Linked DNA regions of Homo sapiens: region 2 is linked to region 1. Evidence: read pairs that join two places in POLR2A ChIA-PET (ENCODE). Cell type or tissue: Panc1. All regions are shown on one strand. Links, peaks and the distances in the headings refer to the core of each region. The heading gives the core; the rest is flanking DNA.

Evidence for each region. Peaks named below come from ENCODE experiments on the same cell type or tissue, not always from the same donor. Only the 100,000 strongest peaks of a DNase experiment are listed, where the experiment ranks them.
Region 2: POLR2A ChIA-PET joins it to region 1 with 18 read pairs; 9 of 35 experiments call an interaction of 5 or more read pairs at or near these places.

The regions. Positions count from the first base shown.
Region 1 is chr6:106,881,379-106,884,289 of GRCh38, forward strand. It overlaps LOC105377928 (a long non-coding RNA gene), which reads left to right and starts at 560. Exons shown (of 3, transcript XR_942842.3): 1 at 560-602; 2 at 1,279-1,833; 3 at 2,502-2,580. In Panc1, for the core only: no CTCF peak of the experiment used is centred there; no DNase peak of the experiment used is centred there.
Region 2 is chr6:106,971,723-106,974,633 of GRCh38, forward strand. CD24 (CD24 molecule) reads right to left here. Exons shown (of 2, transcript NM_001359084.1): 1 at 2,856-2,911; 2 at 1-112. Among named protein-coding and RNA genes, the nearest start is that of CD24, 1.6 kb to the right of the region's middle. In Panc1, for the core only: no CTCF peak of the experiment used is centred there; no DNase peak of the experiment used is centred there; H3K4me3 peaks cover 1,151 bases; H3K27me3 peaks cover 2,063 bases.

The DNA.
Region 1 (2,911 bases), core at 142-2,641:
CCTTCTATTGTTGTTTTGTTTTCTTGTCTCTGCCTTACAAGGAAAGTAACTTTGAAATGACCAATCTGCTTTCTTCAGCCTTTTCTGTCTATAAAGCCAACCCCCACTGTTCAGCTCATTGGAACACTTACTCTGTTTTGTAGGATGAAGTATTCCTCGATTCTAGAATCACGACATAAATCAAAAAGTATCTGAGACAAGTCTCAATTAATTTAGTAGTTTATTTTGCCAAGGTTAAGGACGTGCCTATGACACACCTCACGAGGTCCTGATGACATGTGGCTACGGTGGTCAGTCTGCAGCTTGATTTTATACATTTGCAAGGAGACATAAGACATCAATCAATACACATAAGATGTACATTGGTTCAGTCCAGAAAGGTGTGACAACTGGAAGTGGGGAGTCCCAGGTCATACGCAGATTCAAAGACTTTCTGATTGGCAGTTCATTCAGTTACTACTTACAGATCTGGAATTTAAGCAGGGTGCAGTAGCTCACACCTGTAATCCCAGCACTTTGGGATGCCAAGGTGGACGGATCACCTGAGGTCAGGAGTTCGAGACCAGCCTAGCCAACATGGTGAAACCCCATCTCTTCTGAAGGTACAAAAATTAACCGTGTGTGTTGGTGGGTGTCTGTAATCCCAGCTACTCCAGAGTCTGAGGCAGGAGAATCTCTTGAACCCAGGAGGTGGAGGTTGCAGTGAGCCAAGTTCACATCATTGCACTCCAGCCGGGTGACAAGAATGAAACTCAGTCTCAAAAAAAAAAAATCTGGAATTTTATTTAAAAAGGAATATCTGGGTTATGATAAGGGGTTGTGGAAACCAAGGTTTTATGCAGTTGAAGCTTCCAGGTAGCAGGCTTCAGAAAGAATAGATTGTAAATATTTTTTATCAGACTTAAAGAGCCTGTTCTATCAGTCTCAAGGTCTGTGTTGATGTTAATGGTAATGAGGCATATCCAACTCCCCCTTCCCATCATGGCCTAAACTAGTTTTACAGGTTAACTTTGGAATAAGTTTTACAGGTTAATTTTGGAATAAGTTTTACAGGCTAACTTTGGAATAAATTTTACAGGTTAACTTTGGCTGAGAGGAGGGGTCCAGTCAAATGGTTGGGGGGCTTAGAATTTTATTTTTGGTTTACAGCAATAAAGCCAACTGAGATCATTAAACTACATTTGTTGTAATTTTGTGTTTTGATGGATGAAAGATCTATTTTATCCTTCTAAATTAAATGCCTTCTCTATCCTTTTTCCTCCCTGTTTCCTTGGAAAGGTCTTCTCTATTTCTGAAAACTGGAGAAAAGGAAGCCTCTGTATCAAAACTCTCAAGTGTCCTAGGAAGGAAATCAAGCAAACCAGAGTCCTGAAACAACCTGACAATTCCAGTTCTAAAGAGAATCGATTACTAACAGCTATGGCACTGGGCCCAGGAAATAGAAGTGCTCCAACCTCTGCAAAGCCTAGAATGAAACACACAGGGGCAAAGGGGAAGACTTCCCTGAAAATCACTGACAAAAATCAGATTAATCAGAGAAAAGGCATAGAATTTATTTATCATGGTTTTATGTGACATGGGAGCCTTCAGAATGAAAACCCAGAGACACAGGGGAAACTGTTTGCTTTTATGCTTAGGTTCCACAAAGCATGGACAGATGTGTAGAAATATGATTGGGCAAAAAGGATATGAGCTAATGGTAATAGACTCAGTGGGGAAACCCAGCAAAACCTCTTTTCAGGTTCTTCTTGGCCTCTGTCCAGGATTTCTGCCTTCTGGGTATGGGCAGGACCCTCTCTGGAATAGAGTTTTTATAACCTACAGTCAAACAAGGTAAGTCAGATCATTTCTTTCTCTTTCTTTTTTTTTTTTTTTTTTTTTTTTTTGAGACAGGATCTTGCTGTGTTGCCCAGGCTGGAGTGCAATGGCACAAGCACGTAGCTCACGGCAACCTCGAATGCCTGGGCTCAGACAATCATCCTGCCTCAGTCTCCTGCTAATTTTTATTTGGTTTTTTTTAAGAACAGAATGTCACTATGTTACCCAGGCTGGACTTGAACTCCTGACTTCAAGCCATTCTCCCGCCTTGGCCTCCCGAAGTGCTGGGATTATAGGCGTGAGCCACTGCATCTGGCCGAAATAATTTCTTTATGGCCAGTTTTTATACAAAAAGGTGGGAGGCGGAATTAGAGTAATATTTTTTGGTCTTATGGCTGGTTTTGGGGGAAAAGGAGTTCTGGTTTCTATGACCCCCCTTGGGGAAGAGGAATTCTACTTTCCATGGCTGGCCTTAGGGGAAAGTGAGGAGCCAGAAACAGGAGGTCAGGAAAAGGTCAGAGAAAAACTTTTACTTCTGAGGCCTTTAAGATATCATTTTCTGAGTCCCAACAAACATCATGTAAGAATATGGAAACTGTAAGCAGATTTTAAACTCTCAGAGAGAGCTCCAAGCACAAGGGTGGGTGTAGTACTGCTCAGTTGCCCATTTTCTTCATTCACAGGGCCTGAGAAACCTGTGGCTGAGAAGCTGCTGGCCCAGCTGGTCCTCATCAGCCCATAAATACTGCATGCAAAAAGGATTAATAAATCAAATCTAAGAGAATTAAGAAGGGATATGACTACATCTTACAATTTAGCTCATTATTTTCCAAATTGGCTCATCTCTGGACTGTATTAAAGAAATCGGTGGTGTTATCTGACACATCCCAGACTACCAGAAGAGGCAGCGTTGCAGCATTAACAACAATCACGTGTGCACATAAGCAGGGAAGGCTCAAAAAGACCAAGAAAGTACTCAAGGTAATGGAGACCCAAGATGTGGTGATTCCAAAAGAGAAGCCTGCAATCTTGTTGTAAACTGTACAGTCTCACGTTTGCCCTGGTTACCCTGTGGAAACAGGACAGACCCATT
Region 2 (2,911 bases), core at 264-2,763, 90 kb after region 1:
CACCACCAGCCGCCTTGGTGGTGGCATTAGTTGGATTTGGGGCCAACCCAGAGTTGGAAGTACTCTGGGAGGAGTTACTTGAAGTTCCAGTTGTTGTTTCACTGGAATAAATCTAAAATACATAAAAAGTTACATGGATACATTTCCACATCACAGCTACCTCCATGTACTCTCATATAAAATTAAAGTAGGTGATATATTCTTAGATTGCTCTCTTACCATTGTTCTCTTACCCAACATCATTAACTTCTGAATTCTTGCTCAACCCACCAAGGTCATTCTCTTTAGTTTCAAAACAAACTACCTAGAGATGCCTCAAAAATGCCAAGTGGCAACAAGAACAAAAAAGTTATTCAATAACTATAACTCCTGTTTTTATTTCTTTGCAAAGGAAAAAAGGACCAGGTTAACTAATTCAGTTTCCAAGATTATATTGACTTAATGGCATTGCAATAAGGTCTATTTTCCCAGAAAGGGGGAGATTTTAAAGTTGCACAAAAAAATGGGGATTTTTAAATATTGTAACTGAGACTTATGGAACTAGAATTCATTGGGTCACTGTCTATCCTGGATTTGCTAGGTAACTTTCACATACTCAATTTAATACAGCCTTGGTAACTTAGCCTTTTCCTTAAGGGGGAAATGCAGTCTTATCTTCTCCCTTGAAATTTGAAATAGTAACTCTTCTAAAAAATGGCCACAATATTTGTGTTAAATTGAAAAAGAAAATGAGTTTTTCCTTTAAGGCAGAATGACTTCAAGAAAACACCATGAAGTCGGAACGATTTCACAAAAGACAACGAGAGGTTATGGTGTTAAGTTTCACCAGCAGCAGCCTCACTGGTCGCCAAGCTCATTGCTGTGGCCAAGAACCAAGGTTCTCCCAGTGTCCCAGCGTCTGAGTGGCATCATTCACCACTGATTTTTCAAGCCACGAAATGCACAGTCCAGTAGGGCACGTGATAATCTCTCCTTTGTCATGGAACAAAGGCAGATCGGAGTTTTCAGCCCTCACTGCAAGGGAGGGTTTACAAGAGCTTCTGATTACAGGCTGGAGGGAGGACGTGGCACCAGGCAAGAGTCTGGGCCCCGTGTACATTTGGCTGCCTATTAATCCAAAGATAAAGCCCTCCTACATCAGCACCAGCTCCTTTTGTTGTAAAATCCATAAGGTCATTAAACAAATATTGACTACAGAAATGTACAAATCCTATCCAAAATAGATTAGTGACAACAACAAAAAAATCTTGATCAAGTCAAATTTATTTATCGGGCACCTACTGTGTGCAAGATTTAGTGTGTCCCATCAGGAAACGGCACTCCCAATAAAGAAAAGCATTAATATGGTAATTTACTTAAAACAGGGTGCCTGTTTTGGACACCTTGTTTGGGATCCCGCAAAGTAACCTGTTCTTTATTCATGCAATGAGTTTTACTGCAGCAGGTGATGTTTTCTTTTTAAAACCTGGTGTATCAATCTGAGGATCTAAAGATCCTCTACACCAACAAAAAAATTATGTTTATTAAACTGACACTAAACAAAATTTTCTCTCCCAAGCTAGATTTATTCGCATTATTAAAACTTCTCACTTACAATGTTGGAGGAAAAAAATCTGGTCGGAGAGAAGATGGGGCGGGGAGTGGAGGGGGCCGGTTTCTCGCAGCCGCGCCCCTCCCCCATCAAAGAATTGAGGAAGGCTCGGGAGCGCAGCGGACTGGGAGGAAGACAATAGGGTACGGTTACCCCGCCAGCGGTGGGGAAGCGCGTTCCACACTCAGGCTGCACTCCCAGGTGAGCCCGGACTTTCGATGTCTGGGGACGGAGGACGCAGCGCGCCCAACTTTGGGGGAGAAGCCCCAGTGACAGTCCTCGATTAACCCCAATCGAAGGCGCTGGAGAGCCGTCACTCCCATCCTCCAAACCCGAACTGACCCAAACAAACGTACCTTCTTCGCCCCCGCCCCCGCTAGGGTCTCCCAGGCCCAGCCCCCGGTCTCTCTCGCCGGCGCGGTGCATCCATACACCCTCGAGGCAGCGCTGCGCGGCCCCGGGTACCCGCACCCGGGGCGAGGTTCCCCGGATGGAGGATCTAGGGAGACCGCGCTGGTAGCGGCGACCCGAACAAAGCCTGGCGGGGACTCGGGACAGAATCGTCCCACCATGCTGCCTCCCCAGAACTAGCCAATCTGGGCTAAAATAACATGGGGATCCTAAGATGACAAGCGATGGACGTGAAAGGTTGCCTCGCAGAGAGCGCAGCGTCAGGAGAGGGTCCCCGCCTCGGCTTCAGCCCGGAACCGGGGTTTGTTTAAAAAGGGCCAGATAGCCGTAGCTTCTCCGGGATACCCAATCCAACTCCGAGGGTGGAGGATGGGCGTGAGCCGCCCTCCCCGAAAGGGACCGTCGCCTCTCTTTGTGTAGAGCGCGGGGAGCGCGAAGACATTCCTAGGGGAAAGCGAGTCCTCAGGGACCCAGGGACAACGTCCCCAGGGAGCCCGAGCTCTCCAGGCGCTAATCCCTGCAGGCACCTCGGGCCTCTGGGTGAAAGTGGGAAGTAGTCACCTGGCTGCCTGGGAAGGGACAGCGTGGAACCTGGGGTGGGGCAGGGTCCTCTCAGCCCGCACGCGGAGCTGCATTGTTCCCAGGGCCGTGGGAGGAGGGGGGGCAGCACGCAAGGGAATGGAAAAATGGGGTCCACATGGCCCTCTCCCCTGGTCAGCTAAGCAAGATTCTCTCCCGGTCCCTGTCCGTGGCCCGAGGCAGGAGCGCAGGACGGTCCCCCGGGACCGGGTCCATCTCCCCTGCCCCCACCCCGGGAACGGCCCTCGAGCCCCGCCGGGCGCCAGGGCCTCACCTGCGTGGGTAGGAGCAGTGCCAGCAGCAGCAGCCCCAGCCCGAGCCTGGCCACCA